Linked DNA regions of Mus musculus: region 2 is linked to region 1. Evidence: chromatin loops called from intact Hi-C (ENCODE). Cell type or tissue: left cerebral cortex. All regions are shown on one strand. Each heading gives the region's core, and the rest is flanking DNA. Links, peaks and the distances in the headings are about the cores only. Region 1 overlaps Rbfox3 (RNA binding protein, fox-1 homolog (C. elegans) 3). Region 2 overlaps Rbfox3 (RNA binding protein, fox-1 homolog (C. elegans) 3).

Evidence for each region. Peaks named below come from ENCODE experiments on the same cell type or tissue, not always from the same donor. Only the 100,000 strongest peaks of a DNase experiment are listed, where the experiment ranks them.
Region 2: a loop joins it to region 1, with 2.2 times the contacts of the local background. A loop is called at or near these places in 2 of 42 quality-filtered maps.

The regions. Positions count from the first base shown.
Region 1 is chr11:118,875,004-118,884,239 of GRCm38, forward strand. The region is part of intron 1 of Rbfox3 (RNA binding protein, fox-1 homolog (C. elegans) 3); the gene reads right to left. Among named protein-coding and RNA genes, the nearest start is that of Rbfox3, 30 kb to the right of the region's middle. In left cerebral cortex, for the core only: a CTCF peak has its summit at 4,958 (motif pointing left); DNase peaks (open chromatin) are centred at 643, 2,335, 6,308, 7,288 and 2 more places; H3K27ac peaks cover 6,550 bases.
Region 2 is chr11:118,787,694-118,796,929 of GRCm38, forward strand. All of the region lies in intron 2 of Rbfox3 (RNA binding protein, fox-1 homolog (C. elegans) 3), which reads right to left. It overlaps Gm11750 (a long non-coding RNA gene), which reads left to right. Exons shown (of 3, transcript XR_001780387.2): 1 at 1-4,985; 2 at 5,456-5,512; 3 at 5,908-6,011. Among named protein-coding and RNA genes, the nearest start is that of Gm11750, 6.9 kb to the left of the region's middle. In left cerebral cortex, for the core only: no CTCF peak of the experiment used is centred there; DNase peaks (open chromatin) are centred at 3,927, 5,043, 5,362, 6,048 and 2 more places; H3K4me3 peaks cover 325 bases; H3K27ac peaks cover 5,515 bases.

The sequences.
Region 1 (9,236 bases), core at 545-8,544:
ATGAGGAATGCAAGTGAGGGATCCTGAACAGAGCCCAGGTAAGGATGGAAATTAGAGTTTAGGTGGGGGCCAGGTGAGGGCCAGGTGAGAGGCCACTTGAGGGGCCAGATGAGGGCCAGGTAAGGAACCAGGTGAGGGGCCAGGTGAGGAGCCAGGTGAAGGGCCAGGTGAGGGGCCAGGTGAGGGGCCAGGTGAGGAGCCAGGTGAAGGGCCAGGGGAGCGGCCAGGTTAAAGGTCAGGTGAGGGACCAGGTGAGGGCCAGGTGAGGGACCAAGTGAAAGCCATGTTAGGATCCAGGTAACTCCTCCCCAGCATCCAACAGGAACTTGCTGAGTCACATGGCTCTTGGCCCTGAGCAGTGTGACTGCTCCATGCCAGCCTCCCACCTGCCTGGTGAAGTCACAGCCAGATGGGGACCTGCAGACCATTCACTGGTCTCTCTCTGCTGGCCCCTGTGCAACAGCAGAGGGCAGTGGTGGCGTGGGCAGCCCTTCAGGAATACTGAAGCATGTCTGAGAACAAGCCAACTGGATCAATAGCCCTTAGAAACCACCGCAACAGAAAGACATTTAAAATGTGGGCAACGTAGTCAATGGGTCCTTGAAAAAAAGATCAAAAACCTCCAAGGAATGTTCAATGAGAAGGGAAAGGGGGACAGGCCTGTGGCTGGGCTTTGAGCAGACTGGCCCTGGGCGACGGCAACCCATGGAGCAGGAGGAGGAACACCACACTTCAGGCTGCAAAGAGAAGGCACTGTGCCAGCACCCACTGCCTACACCCCTGTTTACACCAGTTCCTCTCTACTCCTGACCCCCCAGTCCCCAGCCCTCAGGCTCCTGACCCCCCCCCCCCAGTCCCCAGCCCCAGGGCTCCTGATCCTCTCTCCCCAACCCTCAGGGCTCCTGACCCTTACTGCCCCAATTCCTTATGCTCTAAAATGCCACTGTTCCAAGCCCCTGTTGTTCCAGATCCCCATTTCCTTAGCACCCCATTGATCTACATCCCCGCTGTCCTATCCTCCTCCTGCCCCAGCCCCCACTGCCTTAGCGCCCAGCTGTCCCCATTGCCTTGAACCCCACCCCCTTAGTCTGCAAACCTGGGTAGCTACCACTCAGACCACTCAATTGACCTACAGGATGTCTGGGTCCTTAGAGGGTGTCTGGTAGCCCCTCTGTTGGCATTTCTTGCTGGCAATTTGGAAGAGTGGGTGTGTCGTTGTTTAAATTGCTAAGGGTTTGATTACTGGTGAGATCGGCTTCCTTTCTGTGCACGAGAGAAGGAGGATGTGCCGTGCGCTGCTCTTCATTCTTCCTCCTGGATTTTGAGGTCAGTTCTTTCCTTTGGAGTCAAACTGCTCCATTGTTCTGTGGGCTCCTGCCACCCTGCCTCTCCTGGCAGCAACCGTGTCTTTCAGTATTGGATTGTCTATCACAACTGTCACTGACACACTTGTTGGGCAGAGCAGAGGACAGAGTTGAAGCTGTGTCTTCCCTAGATTCCTAAAATCATTCACATAGAGAAGGGGGAAACCTGGAATCCTAGAGCTAAGAACACCACACACCATCAAATGAACACAAACATCCAGCTCTGCACCCGTGGGCCTGAGTTTTTCTCAAGTCTCCCATTGTGGTGCTCAGCCCTGAGCAGAAGGGGAGCCAGGGCCCCCTCTAGATCACGCATGCCAAGGACAGGGGCCTGAATTCAAACTGGGCACACTGGCTTCAGGATACCATCTGATACAAGAAACCGACTTCTACCTTTGCATGGTAGCTTCAGTGGCTAATAAGGGACCTGCCCCTTTCAGCACACCCAGCCCCAAGAGGGCAGGCCCAAAGGGAAAACCATTCTGATGGACACCAACTAAACAAAGGGACAGCCAAGGAATTCACAACGTTGTGTGACAATCGAGGAAATGCAAGAGCCGCCATGCCTGGTGGCCTTTCCATCTGCAGAGTCAGCAAAGATGGAGCCTGAAAGGAACAGGAAGCATTCACCGGCCTCAGGGATGCACACGTGTGGGTGGGTAAGGTATCTCCTCGCCTGACAGATACCTTAGCCAACTGTCCAGGAGCCTTGGGTTGGTGCTTCTGGCCCACGGAGGGCTAGCTCCAGGAACTGACCCTACAATTCAACCAGGTACAGAACAACTGTCAGGAAGCAGGAAGCTGACCACCGACCAGGGACAGCACACTGCCGCCTGCCACACACAGGAAGCAGATTATGGTTTTTCTCAACACCGGCAGGGACGGGCCAGTCTGCAGTTTCTGGAAACAGGGCTTCGGGTGGGTGCTTAATGCCGAGGGAAGCTCGAATACAATACTGAGTGAAGAGAAGACAGCACGCAGGCTATATATAAAGATCGTCCTTATTTTATTTTAAAATATGGATTCTTTTTAAAAGACTGGTAGGAAATGTACCAAAATGTTGTCTCCTGGTGGGAAGATTAAGGTTACGGCTGACTCGGGCTCCTGTCTTCATCCTTTCCTGTGCTTTCTCTGCTCCTCAGAAAAAAAAGAAAATATTTACTATAATCATAAAGAAATTCTATAACTGGCAGAGGATAAATCTAGCAGAATTTCTGGCTGGAGAACTCACTTTGGAGTTTTGCTTGGCTACTCAAAGGGCCTTTTGAAAGTGGGGCACATAGCTCTGAACACAGGACCCTGATGCAGTCCTTCACGGGGAAGTCCTGTCTTAACTGCTGAGTGATTCCCCTCATGCAGTGTAGGCCACTCTGGTTTGGTGACAGCATGCCACGCTGCTACCCCAAGCTTGGCTCCCTAATCTCCTACATCCTGTGACATTCCATGACCTGGCTTGGAAAGCTCGACTTACTGCCATGCAAACAAAGCCACCTTTGATCCAGTTCTCCTGGCCACACCTCACTCGACTTAGCCTCATGCTCTGACTGCTGAGATCTACTCAGAGCCCATATGTGGTGGTTTGAATATGCTTGACCCAGGGAGTGGCACTATTAGAAGGTGTGTCTTTGTGTGTCACTGTCAGGGTGGGCTTTGAGACCCTCCTCCTAGCTGCCTGAGAGATTCAGTCTTCTCTTGTTGGCCTTCGGAACAAGAACTCTCAGCTCCTTCAGCACCATGCCTGCCTGAACGCTGCCATGCTTTCCACCATAATGATAACGGACTGAACATCTGAAACTGTAAGCCAGCCCCAGTGAAATGTTGTCTTTTCTAAAAGAGTTGCCTTGGTCACAGTGTCTCTGAGACATCATATCTGAACAGCCCCCCACTTCTCCAAGCTTTGTGTCACCCCAATAACTCTGCCAACTGTGTCTCTATCCAGTCATCAGCAGCCACAATGATCAGGAGGGAGGTGACAGCCCTGCGGCCCTGTCTCTAGAGACTCCTCATCTGCTTGCTCACCAGCTTGTGTTGTGGCAGACTCCTATTTGGAATGGTCCCACACTAAGCCCTCTCTGCTGTGTCTGGCATGGTCTCTCATTTACTAACAGTGACCAAACCATGTTGGCAACTCCAGCAGGACCCTCAGGGGTGGGTAGGAAGCCTCAAGGACTCTGGCATCCCAGTCATGCCTGGGACAAACACTGTGGGCCAGCAGAAGAGCTGGGGCTCACAGCAGACTGAAGCCAAGCAGATTCCCAGACTTCCCTGTCAGCTTACGGCCATGGTGGCACCACCAGACCTGCCTGTCATGGTGGAATCACGCATACTGTTCCCCTGTTCCCCTAATGCTGAGTAGAAGGAACCAACCACTGAGGAGGCAGACAGAAGGACCGCAGTGAATCAGGTACTTGAGCACGTGGACATCACACGGGATACCAGGAACAGAGCCCACTCTCTTGGCTCTGATGTCCCAGTGCTCATCACCTGCCTGGAGTCTCCTTTCCTTCTGGGAGTCCCCGAGAGTCACACCCACAGTAGCAGGTGTTGGGGGTCCTTGTTCCCAGGCTGAATGTACCCTACTGTGTGGGGACCACATCCTTCCTCTCCAGTAATCTTTTGTGGACACACGGGTCATATCCACTGCCTAGCTCTAGACGAGAACGATCTCTCGCCGACAAGGGACATTCGCCAGCAAGGATATGAGGCCTGGCTTGCACTTGTGCTGCATTCTATGCCAGTATAGCTCATTCTGCAGTCCACTTGGGGCTGGTTCACTGCTAGCAAGGGAGACATGTTGCAAACATCACACTACACACAACACGCTCTGGCAGCCAAGGTCAGCTTTGGGTGAGTTTTGGATAGAGAGGCAGACAGATGGACAATGAATATAGATCATGGGTGGGTGAGTGAAGAAATACCCAGTCTGCCTTGTCCATGCTGGCTGCTGCAGCATCAGGGCCTTCAAAGCATGCATGCCTTCAGTGGCCTCAATGTAGGTCTGTCTCAATGATGTGTCCCCCAACACTGATGGCTGCCACGGGTCCCTAAGCCCTCCAATACCTGATGGCATATCCTTGGGGACACCTAAAAGTCCCATTCCTGAAGCACCTGGCCCTCACCCTCCCTGGGACAGAGAACTGAAGAAACCCCAGCCCTGGGTCCTTGGGAGAAGCTGTTATTCATCATGGTCTCTAAATAAGTATCCTGAAACCAGGAAGCAGCAAAATCAGGCCCTGGCCTCAGAACCAACACCCAACTGTGTACCTGATCCCAGGGCCAAGTTCCAACCTTGCTCCAGGAGACCTGGCCAGGATAGGCTGTGAGCCAATTTCTCTGCCTGTTTGTCCCTAGGTTGCCAGCTACTCTCTATCCTGTAGCATTTATTTATATATTGCTGGGACCGAATACCTGACAGCCGTAACTAACAAGGAAGTAGAGATTATCTTGGCTCATGGTTTCAGAAGGATTCCCATGCATGGGAGCAGAGGCTATCGCCATGGGCAGGAAGCAGAAGGGGCAAACCCTTCACAGGCTCCACCTAAGTGCCCTCTTTCTGACAGCTACTCCCCGTGTCTCAAAGGTTCCACAGCGCCACCAGCTGGAGACCAAGCATTCACGCACATGACCCTGCCTGCAGGGGACACTTCACATCCCAACCCTAACTGTTGATCAGGATCTTCCTCTCAGGCCAGGGATGATCAATTGATCGCAGATCCTACCAGAGGCCATGTCTGTCTGTCTGTCTGTCTGTCTGTCTGTCTCTCTCTCTCTCTCTCGCTCTCTCTCTCCCTCCCTCCCTCCCTCCCTCCCTCCTTCTACATGAGCTTCTCTCTGCTGCCTCAGAATCCAAGATTGAAATTGAAGTGTATCCGAATAATTTTATCAGATCGCGTTAAGCCCGGAGCCTTACATTTGTGATGTAGAGCTTTAATTAAGTTCTCGGGCCCTGATCAGTATCTCGCTGATTCTCACTGGGTCATGTCAAACAAGAGTCGGGCATCAGGGTGCAGCAAATGTGTCCAGGGATAACATATGTGGGAATCTGGCTGTGTGGCACTCAGGCCTCCCTTTCTAGTCCTCAGAACAGAGTCCAACCCAAGAAACCCTGGCACTAGGCCCTTCTCTGCTCTCTGCTCAAGCCACTGGTCTCATTCTGACATCCCGGCTGCCCCAGGAGGAACTCATAATCAAAGTCAAACGAGTGGGAACCCCTGCCCTGACTGTCCATGAAAGGAGCAAGCCTGGATACCAACAAGGGACGTCCTCTGCTCAAGCACGTGCAAGCACGTGCAGCATGCAACCATGGTGCCCCTGCTAAGAGCTGTGTGCAAAGACTACGACGGACAGAGGCCACATACCCACCCCCCAGACAGGCCTCTCCCCAGAGACATCTTGTCATGGAAGCAGTCTGCACACAGCACCCCTTCCATCATGTCTGAACATTAGCTGAAGGACAAGCTCCATGCCTCAGCTAGTCACTGAGGTACAAAAGGGCCACACGGTCCTCCGCATCCTCACCAGAGGGACCGATCATTGGCAGGGTCAGAGACATGAGTATCTACAGACAGATGCTTGGTGAGCTCAGTGAGTCTTAGCACAGGCAAAGCTATGATGGGGGGAGGGAAGGAAGGGAAGGAGGCCTTCCAAGCTGGGCTCGGTAAAGGTGGTGCCCTGTCCAGCCCAAGCACCATGTTCGGGGTGGGGAAGTGCAAGGGCTCCAGGTACCATTAGTGGGGCTCTCTAGCCAATCCCAGGAAGCTAGAGCTCCAAGCCTCTCTCTGGGCTGCTGAGAAGAGAGGCCCTTATAAGGCATCTCCCTGGTGGGCAGCCGAGGCACCTATCTCTTTAACAGGCCTCTCCATCAGTTCACAGCTGTGGCCACTTGATGTGGACGGCCCAAGAGCCACATCTGGGCTTCTGTGCAATGACTCAGGCCTTGAGCCTCTGTTTGCACACGTCCCTGTTGAGCTGAGCGGTTACTTCCACCCTCCCATCCTCCTCCAAAATGGCCCTTTCCTCCCCTCCCTTGCATAACCTGACTCCCTCCCTTTCTGCCCTCCTCTGAGTTTTTTTCCTGGTAGATTTGCTGGGCCCAAGCCCTGGGAGATGCCCACTCACGGAAAACGAGTGTCCCTTTCTTCTCTCAAGAGGCCAGAGGTGGGAAGCAGGGCAGAGAAAAAAGGGGTTTGACCACACACACACACACACACACACACACACACACACACACACACACATACACACATACACAAGGATGCTGCTTCACCAGAAAGAATTAATCACACAGGAGAATGATAAAGGAAGGGTTAAAGGGAGAAGTGGGGGGGGGAGAAGTCTATAAAGCAGTGCCTCTGTGGGGGGTCCCCCTCCTGGGCAGGTCTGCTGAGCCCCCAGACTGTTCTATGGCCCAGATTCAGGGGTCTCCCTGGAGGGTGAAGACCTCATTTCACGTTCTGTGTGGGCGCTGAGGTGTGGAAAACTGACCACTGATTAGCATACTTGTCCCCAACTAGTGTCTGCTGGAATCCCTGCAGTCTCACAAAACCCCTGCTGCCTGGAGCCACCCCACTGGGCTAAAAGCCCAGGGACTGACAATGTCCACCTGGCATAGAGGGCTTCTAGCTCTAATCCTCCCCCAACCTAGCTGGGGCATAGCACATCCGGGCATTGACCGGGGGTGGGGGTGGGGCGGTGTGGAGGGGCTCCCCAAGAGTCCCAAACTTAGACCCTAGGGGCCTGATGAGTGTCGAAGGAATTATCCAAGCCTGCGGAACCTAAGCACGGTGGTTCGATTGTCAACTTAACAGGATCTCAAATCACCTAGGAGACAAATCTCTGCCTTGATTGAGAAGGGAAGAGCCACCCTGAATGTGGGCGGCACCATCCCTCAAGCTGGGGTAGCACTCTGAATAAAAAACAGAAAGCCAACTGCACATCAGCATTCCTCCCCCTACACCCCCTCCCTTTCTCATCCCCCTCCCCCTCCTTTGTCAACCCTCCCTCCCTCCTGACTGTGGGTGTAGTGTGGTGAGTAGCCTCTAACTCCTGCAGCCATATCTGCCCACGATGACAAACTGCTCCCAAACCAGGAGCCAGAGCAAACCCTCATCCCCTTAACTTGCTTTTGCCGGGTATTTTGCAATAGCAACATCTCAATGCACTGAGCCACGGAGCAGTGCCACCCCATGCCACAGAGCAGTGCCACCCCATTCTCTCCATTCCAGCCATCTCTGTCGCAGATTCTCCCTCAAAACCAAGGAGTGGTTTGGGCAAAAGCAGACATCCAGCTTCCCACGGTTACCCCGGACATCTAAGAATTAGGCTTCTGGGCCTCACGCATACTGGGAACTGTGGGCCTGGAAGGTGGTCACTGCAAGCCTAAGACAGGTCACTGGGCCCCTGGAGACAGGGTCACTGCAGGACCAGGTACCACAAATGGAGCCTAGTATCATCCACAAGAAAGCTGTGCTTCCCAGAGGGAGAAGGCAAGATGCAGGTTCTTCATTTCCACCCACAGACGGGCAGGGCAAGGCATGGGCAAGTGGGAACTGCACCCACAAGGTCTTTGATGTTGGCTGTTTATGTAAAAATATATTGCTCAACCAGAAGACTCAAATTCAAAAGCCACCGAAATATTACCTGTGGTGGAGGAAGGCTTGTGTTTACAGCATCACTCTCTGTACCCTTCCTAAACCAGTAGACTTAAAGGTGACAATGTGTGTTGACAGCTGAGGTCCTACACACGTCTTTTAGTTTATCAGTTCTGCCTTGTGACAGAGCTGGCTCTGGATCCCAGAACAGGCCAGCAACCCACGTCCTTCTCTCTAGACCAGGAGGAGCTGGGGCAAGACCAGCATCCGTGAGGACTGGGGTGGCATCCATCTGCAGCTCTGACCAATGCCAATCTACGTTCCCCTGGCACAAGGACGGCTCAGGGGTCCCTTTCCACCCGGCGTGGGCAGCAGTACCCACAAGCTCCTAAAAATAAGCACCCGGTACCCTGCTGTCCCTCCACCTGGCCCCAGAGCACCCTTGCTTCCTCAGACTACAAGCTGGCTGTCTTCCCAGATGGGCAGGAGGCAGAGCCGGGCCAGCCTGGAATAAATGCAACCCAGACTTGTCCAACAGAAGAAACACTGATCATCGGGGTTTTGGTGTTCTCTGGAGCAACCACAGAGTCCAGAGACCTGAGGTCTTGTGACAGTCCCAGATATGGACATTCAAAGACATCCAAATCCTTAAATAACTCGCAGTCAAGCAGAAATGCAAGGCTGATTTGAGCCCGACACTGAAAAAAATTGTAAGAGAGACCCAGCTTCCATAGCCCTCAGGGCCCTTGAAAAACTACAAACTCTGACTTCTGAGAGCAGGCAGCTGAAGGTTGTATGTACAGGACTCACCCACACATGGGCTGGTCCCTCTCTCTGGACAGAGGTGCACAGATGAGAGCCAGGACATAAAGCCATCCTAGCCATCCTAGGAGCCCCCACTGCCTCAGACCTCCCCACTAAGGCACCAAGGGTTCCTGGGGTGCGGTAGTGATAAAGTAAAAATAAAACCTTTCTATTATATACAGCTTTCTCCAGAAAGGCAGAGGCACACAGGGCACCTCTGTGGTAAAGTGTGTTTGGTATGTGGATCATTCCAGAATTCTGCATTCCCTTGAACTCCTGAGCCCTTAAGCCAAGCACATGGGAGCAGGTACATAGACTTCAGGCTCCATGATCGTTTTCTCTTGAACTTGGGTAGACTAAAGTCAGGCTCTATTCCAGACCCAGCCTTCAGCCCCGTGCCTTCTTTATATCCCTCCGCCATCTCCCACCATTTGCTTCTTGCCAACCATCCTGACCTCTGTACTGCTTTCCTGATCTA
Region 2 (9,236 bases), core at 436-8,435, 87 kb before region 1:
CCCAGCACCAGAACTTGCCAAGTCCTACCATGCAGAAGGGACGGCATGATACAGTTCCTGGGAGCAGAGCTAGCAGCTAGTGGGCTCCACAAGTGTTGACAGTTGATAGGTATGAGGCTTGTTTGCATAATAATGTACATAATTGACTTTATGTTGTTCCACCGTTGGGAATGCTCTCTCTGCCAAGGTTAATGACGCCATAATAATTAGAAGCAGTATGAGTCTGGGAGGTGAGGGTGTATCTAATATCCTCAGCAAAAATGGTAAATGTGGTGACCTTCGCAACAGCCCCTTAAGGCTGTGGGAAAGAACTCTGAAAACCTGCGTACAAGAAAGTATAATTTCTCAATTATGCAATATTTTGCATAAGGATGTAATATTTACTACATAAGAGGTTCCATGGACCCAAAAGAACATAGGCAGCTGCGCTATGAGCCAGCTTGTCAGAAAGACATTATGGAAGGAGATAAAGAGATTTAGGGAGTGGTGACTGTAAGGCAGGATGCTACCCAGCTAAACTTATTGTTTGTGCTTACAATGGCAGGCAGATTCCTGAGTTCAAGGTCAACCTGGAACAGAGCTAGTTTAGGCCCAGGCTTGGTGGGAATGGTGACCTCAGAGCTGGATCCCACCCAGATAGCTTATGGTCTATGATTACAAAGGCAGGCAGATCTCTGAATTCATTTACTATGTTAAAAAAATGTACTTCCTGTCTTTTCTAAAAGTCCTGGAGCTACTGTCATAAAATGTTAATTCATGGGATAATCAAAAGGGAACCTGGGGTGAAGAATTGAATTGATATGCAAATAAAAGACTGGGCTTTGGTCTGTAAGAGCTAAGCTGTCTGGAGATCTCTGGAGAACTGTCTGGAGAGTCATCTCAAGAAGACCATAGAGCTCTCAGCTTGTACCCACAACTGACTTTAGGTCATTTCTTTTGCCACTTCCAAACACCCTTTCTTCAGGAAACCCTCTCCAAGCTGAGGCTGCTCCTTGCCAAGAACTCATAGCCTTCCAGATCGCCTTTAACAGAGGCTACACCACAAAGGCCAAGAATTAAGTTCCTCCACACAGTGTTGGATATTGGGATACTTGGTTCTTCAAAGTGGTCATCGGGATAATTCTATTGGAGTTGGCAGGCAGGAGGATATTTGAGGCTAAGGATGATGGGACTTATGATTGTAATCTTATTTCTGCACTCCATAAATATGTTAGTGGAAATAGAAATATTCCTAAAAGGACTGGTCTTTTGTAGTGGTCAAATGCCCATTGAGAAACAGCATGGGCATGTTGAATGTGGTATAGTCAAGTAATGGAGTATTACTCAGGGTTGAAAAGGGGAGGTTATAATACATACTATAATGTGCTGCTAAAGGCCAGATTTGACTTCATACATGTAAAACAAGCAGAAGGGGTCAATAATCCAGAGAGAAGGTAGATTGGCGCCTGAAGTGGGGAAGTGGGAGGCTGGAAAGGTAGGGGTAACTTCTAGAGGTGAACTTGCCTTTTAGGGTAAGAAAACTGTTCTGGAACTAGAGGTCATAGTTATCCAAGTGGCACCGTGTCACACACTTTGAATAACTGATGGTTGATTTTTGTCATGTAAAGTTTAGCAGGGTTTGGTCTTTGGTTTGGTTTTTTAAGACTGAGTTTCTCTGTATAACCCTGGCTGTCCTGGAACTCACTCTGTAGACCAGGCTGGCCTTGAACTCTGAGATTCACCTGCCTTTGCTGGGATTAAAGGTATGCACCACCACAACCACCTAGCTAGTTTAGCAGTTTTTTATAAAAACTTGGTCCCTTTGCTGCATCTCCTGTCAGCTGAGTTCAGACACTCATCTGTCCACTTTGACTTACAACAACTTCCTAAAGGGCATCTGGTCTGAGGCCTACTCAGCGCTCAGCATCAGCTCCCTGAATCAGCTTCCTTAGCTGCCCAGAGCCAAGCACTGTGCCTGACACTGCCTGAAAAATAGGATCAAGGGGGAAAGATAGCTAAGTGCCTTACAGTGAAGGCCTCCTACTGCTGCCATCCATGTGTGGCCCTAGTAGGTCAGCTTCACTCCAGTAGATGGCCCCACACCGATGAGTATATAGGCAGTGCACACCCATGAGTATATGGGTAGCTCATATTCATGAGTATATGGGCATGTCAAACCCATGAGTATATGTAAAGCTCACACTTATGTGTATATGGGTAGTTTACACCCATGCGTCTATGGAGGGCAGCTCACACCCATGAGTATATAGAAAGCTCACACCCTTGAGTATATAAGCAGGTCACACCCATGAATATATGGGTAGGTCACACCCATGAGTATATGAGCAGCCCACACCCATGTGTATATAGGCAGAGCATACCCATGAGTATATGGGCAGCTCATACTCATGAATACCTGGACAGATCACAGCTATGTATATATGGGTAACTCACACCCATGAATATATGGGCAGTTCACACCCATGGATATATGGGAAGCTCACATTCATGTGTAGATGGGCAGCCCACACCATGTGTATATAGGCAGGTTATACCCATGAATATATGGCCAGATCACACCCATGAATATATGGGCAGCCCAAATTCATGTGTTTATGGGCGGCCCACACCCATGAGTATACAGGCAGCTCACATCTATGTGTATATGAGCAGCCCGAACAAGATTTGGTGAGTTATTATGAAAATAAAAAGGAGGGCTTAAAATTTGGAGAGGTAGGGAATGGTAGCAATTTGAGTGGAGTTAGAGAGAGTGTTAGGGGTGTCTATGATAAAATATATTGTATGCATGTAACATTTTCAAAGGTTTAATAAAATGTTATGTGAAAGAAAAGACAATCTTCCAAGGCTTCAGTTCTTCTTGAACCCAGAGCAGAAGGGGAAAGGAAGGTGATGAGGCCCCTTGCATACAGTCCCTTCTCCACTGAACCTTAACGGCACATCTGGGTGGGCCCAGACAGTGTCAACTGGACACTGCCTGTACTTACACCTCCATAATACATGACTTGTTCCAACCCTACTCCCATAGGCCTCAGAGGGTGAGAAGGATACAACCTGGCTCCTCCTGGAAGCAGGACATTGGGAATGTTTGTGAGGGTTTATCTTAATTGCATTAATTCTCGTGGGAGGATCCATGCGGGCAGTGCCACACCCTGAGTTCAGCATCCTAGACGGGATGAAAGGAGTGAGCAGGCTGAGCCCCCCTCATTGCTCTCTGCTCTTGATGATAGATCACTAAGCTCCCTCAGGTTCCTGCCTTGGCTTCCCCACAGCGATGGGCTGTAGCCCGGAACTGTGGGGCAAAGATCCCTTCTTCTCTAAGCTGCCTTTGTCAGGATATTTTGTCACAGCCACAGGAAACAAAGCTATCGCAGATGCAGAGTGCAATGGCTGGTTGGTGTCTGTGTAAGAGATAGGAGGGATCTGGGCCTGTCACCGCACGCCTGGAACAGTGGCTTCCGTAAGCTCGGACACGCAGAGGAGGTCTTGGCTACATAGCAACGACCTGTCTCAAAATCCACTGAGGAAAAGAAGGGAGAGGTGGTCTGGGGGTTAGGCACAGGCTATTGGGTTGTGTAAGGACAATGGAGACAGACTCAGGAAGGAGGCAGCTGCAAGCCAAGGAACACACGGCTGCAGTGGGTGGAAGGGCACCCTTCCTTTAAGCCTGCAGAAGCCATCCCACCATCCCTCACTCTGCTCTTCAGAACTGCAAGACAACAATGACAGGCCACTGTTTGCAGCCACCAGCATGGTGGGACTTCTGTGCCGGCCCTGGGGTGTAATCCACCTATCTGACACATACCCTGTCTCTCTGCTCTCTAGAAGGTAAGGCCACCAGCCCTCGGCTTCCAGACAGCACACAGTGGGCGATCTATAAATAGCTGTCAGCTGGAATATGATGCCATGGTGAAGCACAGAGGCTGCTGGGAGGAGACGAGGGAGGGCCGCTTCTGAGATGAAAAGCTCGTGTGGATACAGAGAGTGGGACAGGGAACCCAGGTGTCAGGAGTGGGGTCACCAGGGATATGCCAGCAGGGGTTCACCACTTGAACAGCATAGCCTTGCTTGGAGAAACCCTTGGGTGTCATAGCCTATGAGGTGGGCTGGGTACTGGCTTCTCCTACGTAGAACCTGTGGGTACATAGCTCAGTGTTCTGCAGTGCCTAACATAGCTCCCCACAACAATGGGGCATCAGAGCCCAGATGCAGACAGTGCCTTGGTGGAGAAGAAAGATAGCTGTAAGCAATGAACGCAAGTCGATGGTATAACAGGAAATCAGACCGTGCCTGTGCACATTTCTGTGTTCCCAAAGGCAAAGGCAAACCCAAGCCACTGGCTTCTGTATTGACAGCTCACAAAGGTTCCCTTTTACCTAGACATTGGGAAATCTGCTATCTGCTTCTTTGGGGACTGTGGGCCTATGTCCACCTCTAGGTAGAGAGGGAGCAGAGACAAGTCCTTCATATTGTGATGCCATAGGACCCCCCCCCCCCATGGTACCACTACCCCTCCAGCAGCAGCTGCTGCTCCTTGCAAATAACCCCTCCTTGCTGAACCCTGAGCTCCTGGCAGAGCCTCCAATAGGGAACTTGAGAGCAGCTTTGCTGGCCTTGGATCAGAAAACCCAGGTAGGAAGACATAAGCACCAAGTACTCCAGACACGGGGTCATGCCAGGAAACCTTCCCCCCTCCCACTAAGGGGCCCAGTCACATCCTCTCTCTAAGCCACTGTGTGTCTACCACAGCAGAGTAGACAAGCAGCCAGGAAGACACAGGGGGAAATGTGAGCAGTGGCCTGGAAGAGCATGTCATGGATGGTCTCCATCCCTCATTCCAGCACAGATGCGGGCTATGATGACGATGCCCTGATCCTCTGAGCCGGGAAGTTCGGCACTGTGGTGCATGCCTGAGATCTGAAGAGGCTGAGGACTGTGCCTCAAAAACAGCATCAACCAAGAACATAGCACAGGCACGCAAGTGCCCGGTAAGCCTGGGGTGGGGTGCTGTGCCTCAGCCTACAGAGGAAGGGTGTCCCTGATAGAAAGATGGGACATCTGTCCCCATGCCTGGAGGATGGGTGACAGGCTCCCCCGCAGACATCTGCCTGTGGAGGAAGGGGCTGCAGGCTGGTTGCTGCCTGCAGACAGTAACAGGGGTGCTGGCGGGGGAGGGGGGGAGTAACTCTTTTTATAGCAAGCAAACAAACAAACTGTTTTGTTCTAAGAAGCCAAAAAACCAAAAAAGAAAGAAAGAAAGGAAGAAAACACAGGAGGATCTGCTTGTGCTGGCTACGGGAAGGGTAATAAAAACTCTCCCAGAGGCATAGTGCCAGGCAACCAGGCTTTACCCATTACCCAAGACAGCTGGGAGCAAGGCTGGCCCTGCCCTCGGCCACCAGCCTGGCTGGGCACAGCGATGCCCTGTGCACAAATGATCCTTTTCTCTTTGCCGAAGCCTGGTGAAATCAGATGGCCACGGTCCTGGACCAAGAGCTGGAGGACCTGCCAGTGGGTGAGTAGAACCCAGGGCGTGTTCGTGGCTCCAGCTCTGAGACCATTCCCACCTGCCATTGGCTTGAGAAGTGGGGTAATCATGAATTCTGGCTTGCTGGGATTAGAAGTCAAGGATAAAAACCCTGGCTTGCTTCCCCACCCCACCTCACCCCCTATTTTTCCTCTCCACCTCCTCCAGTCCTTCTGGGGTCTCAGGCCCCTCGACCCTGGCTTCCTAGGCAGCCTCCCTTGCCCTGCATGGAGCTGGCACTTTGCATTCTGTTCAGCAATCCCTTTGTTCACGGCACACAGAAACCCAGCCTGCTAGTCAGAGCGGAGCTCCATCCCATAATAAACAGCATGAACTATTTATAACCCTGAAAACATCTTTATTATTATTTTTCTTCCCTCCAGAAACAATCTCACACAATCCTGTTAAGCACACACCACCAAGGAATGGCGGGCCTCGGGACGGGGCTGCTTCCCCCCGGCCCTGCCCAGCCGAGCAGATGGCGGCGTGGGCGGTAGGTACCAGCCTCCTGGCAATCCGAACATCTGTTCCCGTTAGAAAATGCTAATTGCCATCAATCAGGACAGCACCTACCCACATTTACATGCAAGCGCACATGCAAAAAAAAAAAATCTAAATTTCTCCCAGCGATGCACTGCTTGCATGTTAACTAGCCAGAGTAGCCTGAGGGCGGCTGGGCCAAAGGCTGCCACCATAGCCTGCCAGCCTTACAGGCCCTACCCAGACTCCAACCACGGTAACGATAATGGAGTTGCTCTGTAGGTAGCCTGGTTACAGGCTCTGTGGATTCTCATCGGCTTGGTCCAGGGTGGACACGGAGCCATTGACTTAAGGCATGGCAGTCGCACCTGTGCAAGGGAGCCACCCTGGCTCCGTTGTCGCTCTGAGTATCCACTCCATGCAGCTTTCTAATTGGATCTGGCTTCTGCCCCATGGCCCTCTGTAAGGGAAGGTTCTGGGTCTCTCTGCCATAATTCCCAGTACCAACCTGGCCTGATGTTCCCACCCAGATGCTTGGTCTGGAGACACGTCGGTGTTCCAGAGACATCAACTGTTCTCATGGTTGCTGAGAGTCTAAGCAGTGGGGTCACAGCCCAGGGCCAGCCTTTCCTGGCTAGCGTTTTCTACCTGGCTCTCGTGGCTACCTCCATCCTCTAGTCTCCAGCCAGGGCTTGGACAATCTATCTCATTCTTCCCTGGACACTGTTTGCCTGGTAATCACGAGGCTTCCCTAGCCCCTGGTGATATGAGTTTGTCCTGAAAGCCAGGGATGGATGTGGGGGCTGCGCAATCAATCAATCCAGCCCCTCGCAGGCTGTGGTGGAGAGGAGAAGGTGTGGTTTCCATTCACACTCAGTCCTGGGGAGAGGAGAGCAGAGCCCCTCCCTCCACTCTCAGCTCCCCACAGGGCCTGGTGCCTCCCAACAACACATGCAGACCAGCTGTTCCGCGGCACCTGGAGGGTCACCTCAGCTCCCAATCAACCCTCGGCCTGAGGATGTGATCTGAACCTCAGAGATTGTTCTATTATGTAACGAGAAGCCACGAGCCTCCTCACCCCATCTCTCCAAAGGAAAGTGATTTTGATAATTTTTCTCGAAGGTGCCAGGCGCTGTTGCCAGCCTTGGTTGCTATGGGGCCTGGTGACTGGCTGCAGGGTAAACTATTGGGATTGGAAAAAAGGTTTCGATGGGGAAGCACAGAGCTCCCCTCACCTGACATGAGGGCCACAGCCGGTGGGAAGGACCTCCTAGGATCAGACCTTGTAGGTGGGAGCCAGCCGCAGGGTGTTTCTGTGCTGGCCTCACTGTGAACACAGTACACTGCTGTCCTTGTGCACACCTGGGTCACATGGTGCATGGGATGGCGAGTATCTGTGTAAGTGGGACTGATGGGCGGGGCTAGGAGAGGGGAGAGGGTGGGTCTTTGCCAGCTGTCTCTTTCTAACTGATGTCTCTTCTAAAAAGAGATCATTCTTGTACCAACAACATGCACATGGATGTCGGGGAAGTGAGGCCTCTAACCACATACCTATTATCCCTCTCTCTCCACCATCTTCCCAGCCATCTATCACTTACCAGGGACTGTGCATCCCAGCTGTGTGCTGTCTGTGGTCACCAAGCCTGTCCCATCTTCCCCCTCCTCCCCCCCCTCCCCACAGCCTCAGGCCTTGTCCCAGCAGTCGTCCACACTCAATGGTATGAGATCCCCTGGCTTCTTGCCAGACTCTGGCAGCTAGGGCCTGCTTCCCATGATCCATTTAACAACGCTCCTTGTGACTGTAGTTCAGAAGGCAGGGCTTCTCTCTAACAAGGGTGGAGACTTTGAGCAGGGTCTCTGGGATGCTGTCTTCCTCCTCCCCTCCCCTCCCCTCCCCTCCCCTCCCCTCCCCTCCCCTCCCCACCTCTTCCTTCTTTCCCTTCCACCTCTTCCTCTTCTACTCCTGTCTCAGCCTCAGTTCCTTGCCTGTCCCGCCCAGGTTCCTGATGTGAGGACCTGGAGGTCATGATGTGAGGTCATGACATGATAGGATGACAGACCTGTTCCCTGGCTTTCAGTTCCCGTGCCGCCATCCCACCTTCGCTGTCTGTTTGGCTGAGTCTGGAGAGCTGAAGGAGGCCCCAGTGAAGCATGAGAGACTCCAGCACAAGGAAGCATGACCCAGATCCTTGGCCTCCCCAGCCTGAGCCCCCATAATAGCTAAGACGAAGAGGGGGTAACATTTTAAATATAAGCTCTACAATTATGATACAAATCAATGGCTTCCAGGCAGACAGATAGAAGGATAGATGACAGATGCATGTCTGCATTCACGGGTAAATGCCGGATGGATGAGAAGATGGCAGGGAGACAGAGAATAGGTATGTGGTTAGATGCAGGGGTAAGCAAAGGGGATGATGGATAAATAAATAGATGCACCATCATGGAAAACAGACACATAGCTAAATGGACAGACAGAAATATAATAGATACATGGATGGATCAGTAATATCTATATACAAATATAGATGGATGCTAGACATATATGTGCACATGTAAAGATAATAAATGTACAAGTGGATGGATATACAGTCAGACAGTCAGATAATGCATAAATGCATATATAATTGATGGGTAGGTAGTTGGGTGGATGGATGGGTGGAGAGATGGGTGAGAGGGTGGATGGATGGATGGATGGGTAGATAGATAGGTGGATGGATGATGGGTGGATGGTTGGATAGGTGGATGGGTGAATGGATGGATGGATGGATGGATGGATGGGTGGATGGGTAAGAGGATGGATGGGTAGATGGATGGATGATGGGTGATGGATGGTTGGATAGGTGGATGGGTGGATAGGTAGATGGATGGATGGATGGATGAATGGATGGGCAGATGGGTGGAAGGGTAAATGGATAGATTGATGGGTGGATGAATGGGTGGGTGGATGGGTAGGAAAGTGAGTAGATGTGTAGATGTATGGATGATAGCTTAATGAACAGATGAGTGATTGGAAGAAGCAGAGGCAAAAAGATAGAGATGGAGTAGGTCCCACAAAACACTCCTTTTCCTCATGTCTACTTTATAGCTCACTTCAGAAGAAGTGGTCTGGAATCTAGGGTAGAGATGGATAGGTGGACCAAAGGTTCAAGCTCAGATTAACCTTCATGGGCACAAGGCACCTGACACTTGTACTAGGTTGGCCCTAGTCCAGGATGGTGCCCCTCCTTTT